3 separate regions of the Homo sapiens genome follow, and regions 2 and 3 are each linked to region 1. Evidence: read pairs that join two places in POLR2A ChIA-PET (ENCODE). Cell type or tissue: MCF 10A. All regions are shown on one strand.

Evidence for each region. ChIA-PET counts read pairs that join two places held together with the same protein. Peaks named below come from ENCODE experiments on the same cell type or tissue, not always from the same donor. Only the 100,000 strongest peaks of a DNase experiment are listed, where the experiment ranks them.
Region 2: POLR2A ChIA-PET joins it to region 1 with 24 read pairs; 9 of 35 experiments call an interaction of 5 or more read pairs at or near these places.
Region 3: POLR2A ChIA-PET joins it to region 1 with 14 read pairs; 15 of 35 experiments call an interaction of 5 or more read pairs at or near these places.

Annotation. Positions count from the first base shown.
Region 1 is chr13:51,640,353-51,645,352 of GRCh38, reverse strand. The region is part of intron 1 of WDFY2 (WD repeat and FYVE domain containing 2); the gene reads right to left. Among named protein-coding and RNA genes, the nearest start is that of WDFY2, 58 kb to the right of the region's middle. RefSeq lists an enhancer at 2,043-2,542. In MCF 10A, no CTCF peak of the experiment used is centred here; DNase peaks (open chromatin) are centred at 552, 1,242 and 2,042.
Region 2 is chr13:51,694,187-51,699,186 of GRCh38, reverse strand. All of the region lies in intron 3 of WDFY2 (WD repeat and FYVE domain containing 2), which reads right to left. Among named protein-coding and RNA genes, the nearest start is that of DHRS12, 110 kb to the left of the region's middle. In MCF 10A, no CTCF peak of the experiment used is centred here; no DNase peak of the experiment used is centred here.
Region 3 is chr13:51,588,392-51,593,391 of GRCh38, reverse strand. All of the region lies in intron 1 of WDFY2 (WD repeat and FYVE domain containing 2), which reads right to left. Among named protein-coding and RNA genes, the nearest start is that of WDFY2, 6.4 kb to the right of the region's middle. In MCF 10A, no CTCF peak of the experiment used is centred here; a DNase peak (open chromatin) is centred at 2,301.

The DNA of each region.
Region 1 (5,000 bases):
AACTGAAGTAACTTGGGGTAGGGGCTGGGAGAAGTGAAGCCCACTGGGTTTTGAAGGCCCTGAATTTCCAGGGAATACTTTTCTACAGATCACACCCTGCAACAGCAATACAAACAGAAGGAAGGCAGCCCCTAGCGATCTGCAAACTAATAGAAAAACTTTGAGCAACAGGATGTAGTTTTCATAGTCATTTGTTTAAAGAGAAAAAAAAGAAAAAAAAAAGCTTCAAACGCAGAAAATGTTGCAGAGATTCTTAGAAAACATAGCTGATTTTTTAAAAGTTGATTTCTCTATGATTATCAGATTTCTTTAATTACTTGTAATAAAAACAAACTGAGAGGTTCCCAGCAAATGCATTCCAACCACATATAGTAAATAACCTAAACCCAATCTTCTACAATGCACTGTGTATCTTTTGTTTCCAGGGTTTCTCCATGATAGACAGATGCTACTGTGTGGAAACTGCAAGTGAATTGAGGTGGCCAGCGGTTTCAAGACTCAGAGACTCAAGCTGGGTGTTGTCCAGTATTGTCCAGCCTCTGGTCCCCTCTTGCCAAGGAGCTCAGTTCTCACATTAATGACCTTGGTACAACAGACCCAAATAACTTTGCTGAATCATACACCTGGACTTTTTTTTTCCTCACAGCTGTAGCAACTCAGCAATCAGTGGCTAGAGAAGAGGTATGGCTATTTTATATTTCAACACCTTGGGCTTTTAATGGCACTCTTGCTTTCAAAACACTCACCGCCATTCCAGTTATTTGCAGTTATTTGCATCAGCAAGGTGTATTATTTATTCCAGCCATCTCCCCTTGGAGTTTTTATCAGTTGGGTCATTTCTCTTAATCCAAAGGCTGTGAAAGCCTTCACAATTTAGAATTTTTAAAATTACAGTCAAGTGACAACATTTTCAGTGTTTTTAAAATCTATAAAATGAAGTCTCAACATGAGGTTAATTGGACCCATATACCAGGTGAGAATTACAAACAATATACCTGGAAATGGTTGTCTTAAGCAGTCAGTAGTAAGACCCTCGAGAGGGGGAAGGAAAAGATGAGCCACAAGGTCTTAATTCGGAGTAGTTTTCTTACAAATAGCACTATTTTGTGTCTGCAGATAGTGCCCTTGTATTGCAGACTTGGCTTTTGTTTTTTTAGTAATTTAACTCTTACTGACTAATGCTTAAGCACTGCTTCCTGTCCTTGCATAGTTGTGGGTTTTATACTTCCCTGACTCCCTCTGTCTCTCCCCAGAGATACACACATATCCACTTTCCCTATGAAGCCTTGGCAATTCCTCAGGCAAAACTAAGCTCCAGAATCCCACTGTACCTTGCACAGGCCTATGTTAGGACACATCACATTAATCAATGTTAGTTAGCAAGTCCTTCTTCCTATGACACAAGAAATTCCCTGAATAATCAATAATTCCTTATTTGAATAAAGATTCAAACATTTTTGTTTTTTTAGAGTACCTACAATACTTTCATTTTTATCACATACAGTATTTAGCATACAGGAAGTGCTTTTAAAAGGTCATATAAATACAGGGAAAAAAAGAAAAAAGAAAGGGAAATTAAAGAGAAAAACGAATATTGTCCAAGCAGTGGTGAGGAAGAACCCACAAGGAAGTAGCAGGAACAGCAATGCACCAGAAGATCATGGAGGCTGGACAGGGCCCTAGTTATTAGCATCAGCCATGCCATCTGCAACACAGCCAGAGTCCCTCACAGGCAAGAGAAACATGAGTACCACCCTTGAACTGGCAGCCTAAGCAATTCAACAATATGAGAGTGTTCATCAATACCACCCTGTAGGAGAAATCGGGATGATATCATTAGAGGAATAATATAGATTTAAATATTGTTCTTGGCTCTATACACAGTGGGAGGGCATGGTCTGTGTCATCCTACTCACCACCATATTCCTCCAGCCAGTTACAGTGGCAGGCATGTGAAAAATGCTCAGTAGAAACAATGAAACAGTAAATGGAAAGAGCAGTGATTCAGAGGATGCCCCTGGCTGCTACTGTTCTGAATCTGAGATGGATTAACTGTTGTCTTCCAGGATAGTCATCTTAAAAATGCAGCAGATCCTGGGGGAAGGGGAACAAGGAGTGATTGTGTAATGGATACAGAATTTCCGCTTGGGATGATGAAAAAATTCTGGAAATGGACAGTGGTGATGGTTGCACAAGACTGTGACTATACCTAATGACAATGAATTGAACACTTACAAATAGTTAAAATGATACACTTTATGTTATATATATTTTACAATTTAAAAAAAAGGAAAATAGCAGAATGATTCTCTCTCTCCACAACTGTAGTCTTCATAGAGTTGCCAAAGGTGCAGCAATTAAAGACACATGGCCACATGGCTGGGCGCAGTGCCTCACGCCTGTAATCCCAGCACTTTGGGAGGCCAAGGTGAGCGGATCACGAGGTCAAGAGATCGAGACCATCCTGGCCAACATGGTGAAACCCCATCTCTAAAAATACAAAAATTAGCTGGGTATGGTGGTGTGCACTTGTAGTCCCAGCTACTCGGTAGGCTGAGGCAGGAGAATCACTTGAACCTGGGAGGTGGAGGTTGCAGTGAGGTGAGATTGCACCACTGCACTTCAGCCTGGCGACAGAGTGAGACTCCGTCTCAAAAAAAAAAAAAAAAAAAAAAAGACAGATGCCCACAGGCTGGTCACGAAGCAGGTTTATAAAAGTTATTCTGGTTGAGAATGTTATCATTAAAATAAAAACCTCTGGCTGGGCACGGTGGCTCAAGTTTCTAATTACAGCACATTGGGAGGCCACGGTGGATCACTTGAGCTCAAGAGTTCCAGATCAGCTTGGGCAACATGGTGAAATCCCATCTCTACAAAAATACAAAAAAAATAATAAAATTAGCCAGGAGTGGTGGAGCACACCTGTAGTCCCAGCTACTGTGGAGGCTGGGGTGGGAGGATTACTTGAGCCTGGGAGGTGGAGGTTGCAGTGAGCCGAGATTGTGCCACTGCACTCCAGCCTGGGCAACAGAGCAAGACTCTGTCTCAAAAAACAAAATAAAATAAAATAAAAATCTCAAGGGTCAAATAAATCAAATTAGCTACAAGTGAAGAAAGAATATATAAATTGTAAGATAAATGAAAAGCAATCTCTTAATAGAATACGGTATTCACAGAGACAAAGATATGGAAAATGTGAAAGGCTGAACATGAAAAACAAGGTAAAAAAGATTAGAATGAAAAGGTCTAAGATATAGATAACTGGAAAGACTAATAAGAAAATGGGGGAAAGGGTCAATAATTGAGAGATAATATCTCAGACTCTTAGATAAATTTTGAAAAATGCCAATCCTAAAATGAAGACAACTAATGACAAGGAAATTAGCTCAAGATCAGATCAAAATGTATTTCCTTTTCCAGATTAAATAAGATTATTACGATAACTGTAACTCAACTACACTCCCATTTTCCTGATATCCTGGAACATTAGACAAAATATTTTTTTTTTTTTTTTTTTTTTTTTTTTTGAGACGGAGTCTCGCTCTGTCGCCCAGGCTGGAGTGCAGTGGCGGGATCTCGGCTCACTGCAAGCTCCGCCTCCCGGGTTCACGTCATTCTCCTGCCTCAGCCTCCCAAGTAGCTGGGACTACAGGCGCCCGCCACTACGCCCGGCTAATTTTTTGTATTTTTAGTAGAGACGGGGTTTCACCGTTTTAGCCGGGATGGTCTCGATCTCCTGACCTCGTGATCCGCCCGCCTCGGCCTCCCAAAGTGCTGGGATTACAGGCGTGAGCCACCGCGCCCGGCCCGACAAAATATTCTATAGGAATGCATGCAGACCTCTTCAGAGAAAAGAGGAATTCAATCATGCATCATTAGATTATAACCACTTTTCTTTGCTATGCTCTCATAAAAAACATGCCAAACACATTTTTCAATACCACCTCTTATATTTCAGTGGTGACTAGAAATGCTCCATGAACAGGCTGGCTGCGGTGGCTCACGCCTGTAATCCCAGCATTCTGGGAGGCCAAGGTGGGTGATCACGAAGTCAGGAGTTCAAGACGAGCCTGGCCAAGATGGTGGAAATTCCGTCTCTACTAAAAATACAAAGAATTAGCCGGGCGCAGCAGGCGCCTATAATCCCAGCTACTCGGGAGGCTAGGGCAGGAGAATCATTTGAACTCGGAGGGCGGAGGTTGCAGTGAGCCGAGATCATACCACTGCACTCCAGCCTGGGCAACAGAGTGAGACTCCGTCTCTAAATAAATAAATAAATAAATGCTCCATGAATAAGATGGACCCAACTTGGATAGAACGTGGTTTTAGAAAATAACTTCCACTAACAAAATTAAATACAGCAGAGCAGAAGACAGAAAGTCCAACTCTTCTGCCTGCGCTGTCTCTATTTCTCTTTATCCTTTATGAATCATCCCAGTGAGCAAAGATATAATCATCCCCAGCAGGTGTGTGAAGGTACTAGCTAGGACTCTAGAGGAATTAAATGATTCGATAAATCTTGTTGCCCAGGCTGGAGTGCAATGGCGTGATCTCAGCTCACTGCAACCTCTGCCTCCTGGGTTCAAGCGATTCTCCTGCCTCAGCCTCAGGAGTAGCTGGGATGACAGGCACCCACCACCACACCCAGCTAATTTTTTGTATTTTTAGTAGAGACAGGGTTTCACCATATTGGCCAGGCTGGTCTCGAACTCCTGACCTCAGGTAATCTACCCGCCTCAGCCTCCTAAAGTGCTGAGATTATAGGCATGAGCCACCGCACCTGGCCTATTCATTTATCTCTGTGTGATAAAGAGGCACTAGGGTATGTGGAACCAGTTATCCTTTATAGATATGTACTGTAGCATTACCAGGTAAAATGATAGAGTAATCTAAAATTTGTTCACAGCAAATCCCAACATCCATACCCAACAAAGGGTGGAAGGAGTAGATGCATGAAATACGACTGACAAAGGTTGATAACTAAAGCTGCATGACGGATA
Region 2 (5,000 bases), 54 kb before region 1:
CACCTAGCCCTGTTGCAGCCACTGGGGAAGTCAGATCTGTGGCCTTGCAGAGCTGTGCTTCATGTAATTCAGAAGTAGCAGGGGAACCAGATCCTCTGGGCTTTGGCCTCAGGGTGGAACAAGGTGCCAAGAGAGCCCAGGAAACAAGTACAATCAAGAAAATCTGAGGCAGTATATATGATGTGGTCCAGGCATATCCTTTGGTTCTTTTTGTCTATTGCATTTGTAACTGTCTTACTAAATTGTAGAAATTCTTTGATTATTAGGGATAGTTATCCTTTGTTTAATATGTGAATTGACAGTATTTTCTCTCCTAATAGTCTGCCTTTGAATTTTATCAAATCTTTCGTAGTACTGAAATGTTTTATTTTTTTTACTTAACAAACAACCATGGCATTATGAGTTAAAATTGCATTATATCTTTTAAGTTTTAATTTGGGAAGGAATAATATTTTAACTGTAATATACTCAAGTACTTATATACAATTTTTCCTTAATAGTTTAAATGGCATTTCTCCCAACCCCATTTCAATTTTCAATGAATTACTTCTCGCACATAATGAAAATAGCTCTTGGTTTTGGGATACACGTGTATTAATAGCATTAGTATGCTATTGCAGCATTTAACACCGTATTTGTTGTTGACTTACCTAAACCCTGACCAAGATTAGGTAATCACTGCTATTTTAGTTTTATCTGGAATTTTTAAGAGTAGCTGCCAAATTTAATTAAATTGAATGGAATTTGCTTTTGATATCTATTAAACAAAATTTGTTAAAATCCTTCAATTTATAAAAGTAATTGATTATTGTTAAACAGTTTTCTGATATTGACCCATTCTTAACTTCTTGAAAGAATTCAAACTTGCCCTGATGTATTCTTCCTTTGATACACTACTGGATTTGATATGCTAATATTCAATAAGAATTTTTACATATACATTTAAGATTATTATTGGTCTATAGTTTTCCATTTTGGTGCTATCTTCATTGGGTTCTGGTTTAAAGATAGCAAAGCACGGTGCTTAAGAGCTTGGGCACTGGAACCAAATTGTCCAGTTTAAATCCGAGCTAAAACACATACTTGTTAAATGATCTTGACAAGTTGCTCAAGAGCTCTGTGCTTCACTTTCCTTTTGTGTACTAGCCTCATAAGACTGTATGAGGACTGAGTTATTATTTATAAAGCATTTTAAAGCAGTGCCTGTCACATAATAAGTACTCTATGAGAGCTAATTTAAAAAAATGGATTAAGAAGCTTTTCTTTAAATCTTTTGGAAGATATTGAACAATTATAATTGAAGAATTAGAATTCAGCTTCTTAAGCTTTTCCCCGTGTATACACAGAAACACATACAATTGGAATAGTAGTACTACTGATGATGTTTTGTAGCTCTCCTTTTTAACTTAACACTATTAGATGGGCATTTCTCATGTCACTACCTATTTTTTGAAACAGTGAATTTTAATGGCTACGTAATATCCCATTGGAAGGCAATAAAGAATTTTACCTAATTAGTCTTTAACTGTTACATTTCATTTTTTTTTTTTTTTTGAGGCAGGATCTTGCTTTGTCACCCAGGCTGGAGTGTAGTGGCATGAACACAGCTCACTGCAGCCTCAACCTCCTAAGCTCAAATGATCATCCCACCTCAGCCTCCTGAGTAGCTGGGACTACAGGCACAAGCCACCACACATGGCTAATTTTTGTATTTTTTGTAGAGATGGCGTTTTACCACGTTACCCAGGCTGCTCTTGAACTCCTGAGCTCCAGCAATCTGCCTGCCTCAGCCTTCCGAAAGTGCTGGGATTATAGGCGTGAGTCACTGCATCCAGTCTGTTACATTTCTAAGACACCAATGTTTTATTATTATAAAAACAGGAATATCCTTATGAATAATCTTTGTGTATATTTATGATTATTTTCTTTGGATGGTTTTCTAGAAACAAAACTATTGACATAAAGGAAAAATATTTCTAAAGCTCTGAATATTACCAATATTTTTTCTAAACAGTTTGTGCCAATTTATGTCCTTTCCATTAGTATTCTAGAGTGCCTACTTTATTTAATTCTAGCTGATAAGTATATTCTAAAATTACTACAACTTAGATAAAAATAGAATTAAAACATTTTAACACCTTAAAATGTTTACTGGCCCTTAGTATTTCCTCTTTCATGACTTTTCTATCCACAGGATTTTATTGTTTTTCTTATCTATTTGCATACGATTGTCATGGACTGAGGATATTTTCCTTTCTCTGTCATATTCCACGGAACTATTTGTTGCTTTTAAAAAACTGTATTTAAGTAGATTCTCTTAATGCTGGGAAGTTCTGCATTTTATGTAGTTAAATAAAATAATATTTTCGTTTATGACTTCCATTCTTTTAAGCTTACAACATTCTTCTTGATAGATTGTTTATAAATGTCCAGTAAACTGACTTCTAGTTTTTCTTTTTCTTTTTTAAGGCTTTACTTACATGTAATGATGCTTCATGCTCCTGGAATTAATTTTGGTATAAGACAAGAGGTGCGAATTAAAATCGATCTTTTTCTTAAAAGCAAACCAACTGCTCCAGCACCATTTGTTTAATAACTTTTCCCATTCACACTGACTTGTGGTCATCTTTACCACATTTTATTTGCTTTCAATGAACTGAGTCTGTTTGGGGGTTCTCCAACCCTGTTTTATTCCTTTGCCGGAACCAAAATGATTTAATTATAGTAGATACAACTTATATGTTAATATAAAGGCTATGTGCTCCTAAATTCTTTTCTTAAAGAAAAATGTAGCTAGATGAACATAAATAATCTTTTTAATAGCAAAAAAGAAAAATCACATTTACAATTTTGATTGGGGGCTGGAGCCAAGATGGCCAAAAAGGAACAGCTCTGGTCTACAGCTCCCAGCGTCAGCGATGCAGAAGATGGGTGATTTCTGCATTTCCATCTGAGGTACTGGGTTCATCTCACTAGGGAGTGCCAGACAGTGGGTGCAGGATAGTGGGTGCAGCACACCCTGCACTAGCCAAAGCAGGGCGAGGCATTGCCTCACTCGGGAAGCGCAAGGGGTCAGGGAGTTCCCTTTCCCAGTCAAAGAAAGGGGTGACAGACAGCACCTGGAAAATCGGGTCACTCCCACCCCAATACTGCACTTTTCCGATGGGCTTTAAAAACGGCCCACCAGGAGATTATATCCCGCACCTGGCTCGGAGGGTCCTACGCCCACAGTCTTGCTGATTGCTAGCACAGCAGTCTGAGATCAAACTGCAAGGCGGCAGCAAGGCTGGGGGAGGGGCACCCACCATTGTCCAGGCTTGCTTAGGTAAACAAAGCAGCCCGGAAGCTCCAACTGGGTGGAGCCCACCACAGCTCAAGGAGGCCTGCCTGCCTCTGTAGGCTCCACCTCTGGGGGCAGACAAACAAAAAGACAGCAGTAACCTCTGCAGACTTAAATGTCCCTGTCTGACAGCTTTGAAGAGAGCAGTGGTTCTCCCAGCACACAGCTAGAGATCTGAGAACAGGCAGACTGCCTCCTCAGGTGGGTCCCTGACCCCTGACCCCCGAGCAGCCTAACTGGGAGGCACCCCCCAGTAGGGGCAGACTGACACCTCACACAGCTGGGTACTCCTCTGAGACAAAACATCCAGAGGAATGATCAGACAGCAGCATTCCCGGTTCATGAAAATCCGCTGTTCTCCAGCCATCGCTGCTGGTACCCAGGCAAACAGGGTCTGGAGTGGACCTCTAGCAAACTCCAACAGACATACAGCTGAGGGTCCTGTCTGTTACAAGGAAAACTAACAAACAGAAAGGACATCCACACCAAAAACCCATCTGTACATCACCATCATCAAAGACCAAAAGTAGATAAAACCACAAAGATGGGGAAAAAACAGAGCAGAAAAACTGGAAACTCTAAAAAGCAGAGCGCCTCTCCTCCTCCAAAGGAACGCAGCTCCTCACCAGCAACGGAACAAAGCTGGACGGAGAATGCCTTTGACGAGCTGAGAGAAGAAGGCTTCAGACGATCAAACTACTCCAAGCTACAGGAGGAAATTCAAGCCAAAGGCAAAGAAGTTGAAAACTTTGAAAAAAATTTAGACGAATGTATAACTAGAATAACCAATATAGAGAAGTGCTTAAAGGAGCTGATGGAGCTGAAAGCCAAGGCTTGAGAACTACGTGAAGAATGCAGAAGCCTCAGGAGCCGATGCGATCAACTGGAAGAAAGGGTATCAGTGATGGAAGATCAAATGAATGAAATGAAGTGAGAAGGGAAGTTTAGAGAAAAAAGAACAAAAAGAAACGAACAAAGCCTCCAAGAAATATGGGACTATGTGAAAAGACCAAATCTACGTCTGATTGGTGTACCTGAAAGTGACGGGGAAAATGGAACCAAGTTGGAAAACACTCTGCAGGATATTATCCAGGAGAACTTCCCCAATCTAGCAAGGCAGGCCAACATTCAGACTCAGGAAATACAGAGAACGCCACAAAGATACTCCTCAAGAAGAGCAACTCCAAGACACATAATTGTCACATTCACCAAAGTTGAAATGAAGGAAAAAATGTTAAGGGCAGCCAGAGAGAAAGGTCGGGTTACCCACAAAGGGAAGCCCATCAGACTAACAGCGGATCTCTGGGCAGAAACTATAAGCCAGAAGAGGCTGGGGGCCAATATTCAACATTCTTAAAGAAAAGAATTTTCAACCCAGAATTTCATATCCAGCCAAACTAAACTTCATAAGTGAAGGAGAAATAAAATACTTTACAGACAAGCAAATGCTGAGAGATTTTGTCACCACCAGGCCTGCCCTAAAAGAGCTCCTGAAGGAAGCACTAAACATGGAAAGGAACAACCAGTACCAGCCACTGAAAAATCATGCCAAATTGTAAAGACCATCAAGGCTAGGAAGAAACTGCATCAAGTAACGGGCAAAATAACCAGCTAACATCATAATGACAGGATCAAATTCACACATAAAAATATTAACTTT
Region 3 (5,000 bases), 52 kb after region 1:
ATGTATAACAATTTATAAATGTTCATCATAACATTTATAAAACTGAAAATAATGTAAATAAACAATAGGGAGAAGATAAATTATGATGTACTGACTAGATCACCAGTACCCTGAGAGTAGGATATGCCTTGTTCATGATGGGAGATCAGAGGCCAAGTATATACAGTATAATCATTAAATAAATATGAGTGAATACAGAAGGAAAGCAAAAATATAAGGCCACTTAAAATGATGGTTAAAATCTAGGTAGGTGCTGGCAAAAGTTTAAGTGAGGGCAAGAACATAAAAGTGTATGATTACAATCATATTTTTGAAAACTGCATTAGAGAAACTACTAGAAGGAAATATATGAAATACTAACAGTCACTGTGCTAAGGGATCTATGAGCAGTAATTCTTTATTGTGGTTATTATCTTTTATTTATTTATTCGCTGTAGAGACAGGATCTTGCTATCTTGCTCAGCTGGTCTTGAACTCCTGGCCTCAAGCTAGTCCTCCCACCTCAGCCTCCCAAAGTGCTGAGATTATAGGTGTGAATCACCACGCCTGGCCTATATTATCTTTATTTAAAATGTAAACATACTCCAGAGCGATTATTATGATGATTATTTAAAATTTAAGTTGATCCTTAGAAATCGGAAAAGAGATAATAATTTAATAACCAATGGAAAATACATAAAATCTCTAAATAGCTCTGTGTTATAAGTAAATCTGCCCAGCTAAAAGAAAAGCATAGTCACACAGAGAGGTCAACAACTGACATTCATTACTTATTTATTTTAATTTTATTTTATTTATTTTTGTCTTTTTTTTTTTTGAGATGGAGTCTCGCTCTGTTGCCCAGGCTGGAGTGCAGTGGTACAATCTCGGCTCACTGCAACTTCCGCCTCCTGGGTTCAAGCGATTCTCCTGCCTTAGTCTCCCGGGTAGCTGGGATTACAGGTGCCCACCAACACACCCAGCTAATTTTTGTATTTTTAGTAGAGACAGGGTTTCAACATGTTGGCCAGGCTGGTCTCAAACTCCTGACCTCAGGTGATCCACCCGCCTCAACCCCCCAAAGTGCTGGGATTACAGGCGTGAGCCACCCCACCTGGCAACATTCATAATTTAGATGTGATGCATCATTTCTGAGTCCTAACTCAGTAATAAATTAACATAGGACAGGAAGTTAAAATGCAGCCACTCAAACAATAGCAAATGCTCAATTTGGTACATTCCTAATTTTTTTCTTTTTTTTTTTCTTTTTATTACACTTTAAGTTTTAGGGTACATGTGCCCAACATGCAGGTTTGTTACATATGTATACATGTGCCATGTTGGTGTGCTACACCCATTAACTCTTCATTTAACATTAGGTATATCTCCTAATGCTATCCCTCCCCCCTCCCCCCAACATTCCTACTTTTTTTCTGAACCCTCTCTGGCTCTGGGCTGAAAGGCTTTAGAACAGTTATCTCCTAACTTGAAGGCTTCCAGTCAGACTGGGTCAATTCTATAATGTCAATGGGAATTTCAGAAAAGCAGGCCAGGCCAGGGGTGGGGTAGGCTGGCAGGGTTTAGGTCCCCAAGTTGAATTACATTTCCATCTTCTAGAAAACTGAAACTACATAACGGGAGAAAAAGAAGGTACAAAACATTACCAGTTCTTCTAAAGCTCTGTAATATTTCAAACTCTTGTTCACAATCCTTTAGTGGGTCATGAAATTAATTGAAACGGTCACAACTAGGATCTTATAAGGGCTGCAACAGAACAGAAAATAGTGTGCATGTCACATTAAGAGGATACCATTTCATAAAACCTTTGTTTCTGTCATATGTGTGTCTATGTGTGAGAGAGTATGTCAGTCTTGCGTAGCAATGCTAACTATATTTTTTACTATGATTTATGGTCTAAAAAGTTTCCAAAGCATTAATCTAGATAACCCAGGCCCTGACTTGGTTGCTGGCAAACCACCCAGAGTTTGAAAGTAAAGGACTCATCTAGAAGTAGGAATGTAGTGAATCTAGTTCAACTGGGTGTTAGGCACTAACACAAAACAAATACTTCTTAATATTTCATCCAGGAATAAATAACCGCTGCCATCCAAAGGCTCTAGAAAGCATCGTTTTACAGTTGCAACATGAGGTGCTGACAGTTTCACACAAGCATGCTGCTTTTTCCCTAATGCGTGCTTTCCTCCACTTGAGATTTTAGGATGATATGGTTGCAGAGACTACTTATCTAGTCACTACAGAAGCACATCACAGTACAAGAGTCATAGCTAGGAAATCTAACCCCCTCCTTTGCCAGATGGACAAACTGAAGCTTAGAGTGATGAAATGCCCCAGGAAATGCCAAGGTCAATGCAGAGTAGAGCTGAGATCAGACTCCCAGTTCTTTTCCAAGAATCCTTAAATTAAAGGCACAGGAGACCATAAAGTAGCACTCCCTGCCAAGAGACAAGGAGATGACCTTTTCTTTTTTGGTCTTACTGGTTAGTTTCTCATACTTCTGAATTAATTTTTACTAAGGACTAAATAAAATATTTGGATGAAGAGGCTCCCTGCCCCGAAATACAAAAAATTTTTTTAAAGAGAAGACTGCTTGCTGAAGTTGCACAAGGGGAGTTTTTTTTGTTTTTTTTTTCTCTGTTAGGGAATTTCTAGGTTAATTGTAACACTCTCCTTGGGAGACCTACTCATATAAAAATAAAGGAGTGTGATCTCTTTTTAAATTCTTTCTATTCTGCCAATAGTTGAGAAGAAAAGCTTGGTATGGTGGTCAGTCTCTTCTAAGTATATACTGTACACAATTTAGTTTAGTGTTACAGATATCAACAAATCACCACCTGCAGTAGTCTTAAATCACAATCTACTTATTGATTTCTAAATGCCACAAAGTGTTTTAATTTTCCCCACACTGTTATTTCTAATGACATCAAGATGATTCTCCATGCTTTCTCAAAGCCAAATGCAAAGTGAAAACAGACAGCCAGAGAAAGATGCTGTGCAAGTAAAAACTCACATTTCCTTTTCTAAAGTTTTGGTTTTGTTTGTTTGGAAAAGGCCATCTCTCTAAAGTTTATTCTAGCTACTTAAATCCTATGATTTTTACCTATATTCCTTTTTCAAAGTAAGTTTAGCAGCACTTGAGGTGTAAGACAGCTGGTCAGGATTTCAAGATTTAAAAATTACTCATTTTAAGAGTGTCAGAATTGCCATCCTAACTTTCCCATAGCATTGCAATATGTGGATGAATATATACTGATTAAGATCTGTGAGGTCCTGGACAGACTCTGGTTTAATAATATAAAAACAGGAAATTCAGAACTGTCAGGAGCTCTGGGATCACTTGAAGCTAATCCTCCTCTAGTAAGCCTCCTCAAATAAGCTTTCCCATAGTGATCTTTCCTTAAAAAGTCAGTCTATTTCTGACCTTTGGAAACACAGAGGCAGCCTGTTCCCAGAAAGATTTGCTAGCATGAAGAGTGCTTCATGTTTTGAATTCGGAGTAAAGGTCTAATTTTCCACAATCATACAGGACAAGTTCCCTCTTTGGGACCTTGAAATCCACAATTATTACCACCAAGTGATGAGTCTCAAGTGCGCAGTGGAAAGTGTATTAATTTTATGCTATTAGAGACTTCACACACTGAAAAATTAGTTTAGATGGGTTCTAATTTTGCTGACTTCAGAGCGCTCACTCCCTCACTCTGAAAAGTCCTCAACTTTCAGAACTGTGCTTGGCACTATAAAACTTTGATTTGCATTTCTTAAGAAAATTGTGCAAATGTTATAAAATACATGGTACATAAAACTCTATCAGGAGCTCAACTGAACTGCACCAAGGTCTAATTATCAAACTAATGGTTGAAGCAGAGAACTGGGATAGTGTAATTTCATAATAAAAAGAATTAATGGTAAATGAACCAATACTATGAGGATTCATAAGATGAAATAAAATTTTAACATATTTTTTTCAGGAAACAGTCAAGTAGTCATGGCCACTTCGAATCATAGTAATTTAGAGTCAGGAAAAAAAGGCCCTCGAAGCAGAAAAAAAATCCAACCCCCTCATCCCAGCCCCTTCCCACTCCCATCCCATATTGTATTGTTGATTACCCTGGCCTAAAGCAAGCTGCTAAACTTCTCTCAGGCTCAACTTAAATACCTTTGCTGACAGAAACTCACAAAATCCTCAGGTCCATTTCAATTCAAAAAGGTGATCACCAGTCATTGCTTAATTCATTCAAGGAACATATAATGCATATCTCCTTTGTGCTAGGCATTGGGGATCAGATCTCCTTATTTTGGGATTAAAAATCTCACCCCTCTCTTAACAATTGCTTGTGCTCTGCCCTCAGGACTTAGAGAGAACACAGCAGGGCCTATGTTGTATAAATTGGTCCTGAATAAAGTCAGAATATAGAAAGGCAGTTCCCCATATCGCCCTCCCCAGTAACTTTCTTCTCTATAGTTATCTCTCCTACAGCCTCCTTCTCTACACCTTACCACCAACACAGGCCTTTTTATCCAGAAAAAGAACCCTGAAATCTTTCAACCAAAGGGTTCAGTAATTTTTGCTATCAGAGTCACTCCTCCTGCAGACACTAATTTCCAGATTCCTCAAAATGTGAGGACACTGAGTGCTGAGTTCTGAACTCAAGCCAATTGGCTCCGTTGTCCACCCTTAATCAGGACATTCTAGTGCTTCTTAATGAATGGGAGTTTTCTTGCCTCCTCTATCTAAAATGCCCTTTCCTCTACAGGAAAGGCTTTTTCACAAGAACTCCTACTCACCCTGCAAGACCCATCTGTAGAAGAGATTGTTGGTCTTCTCTAACCACCACAAGCAGGAGGTTCATTGGCAACCCCAGAGGACAATGTTTGTACCTGTTGTTAACTCCTAGGAAGGGAATGATTTCCTATAATTGCCTAAACGAAACTATCAAGTTACTGAAAGTCTCTGTATGAATGCTAAGATTACTGACTTGTGTTGATATGCTTATAAAGAACTT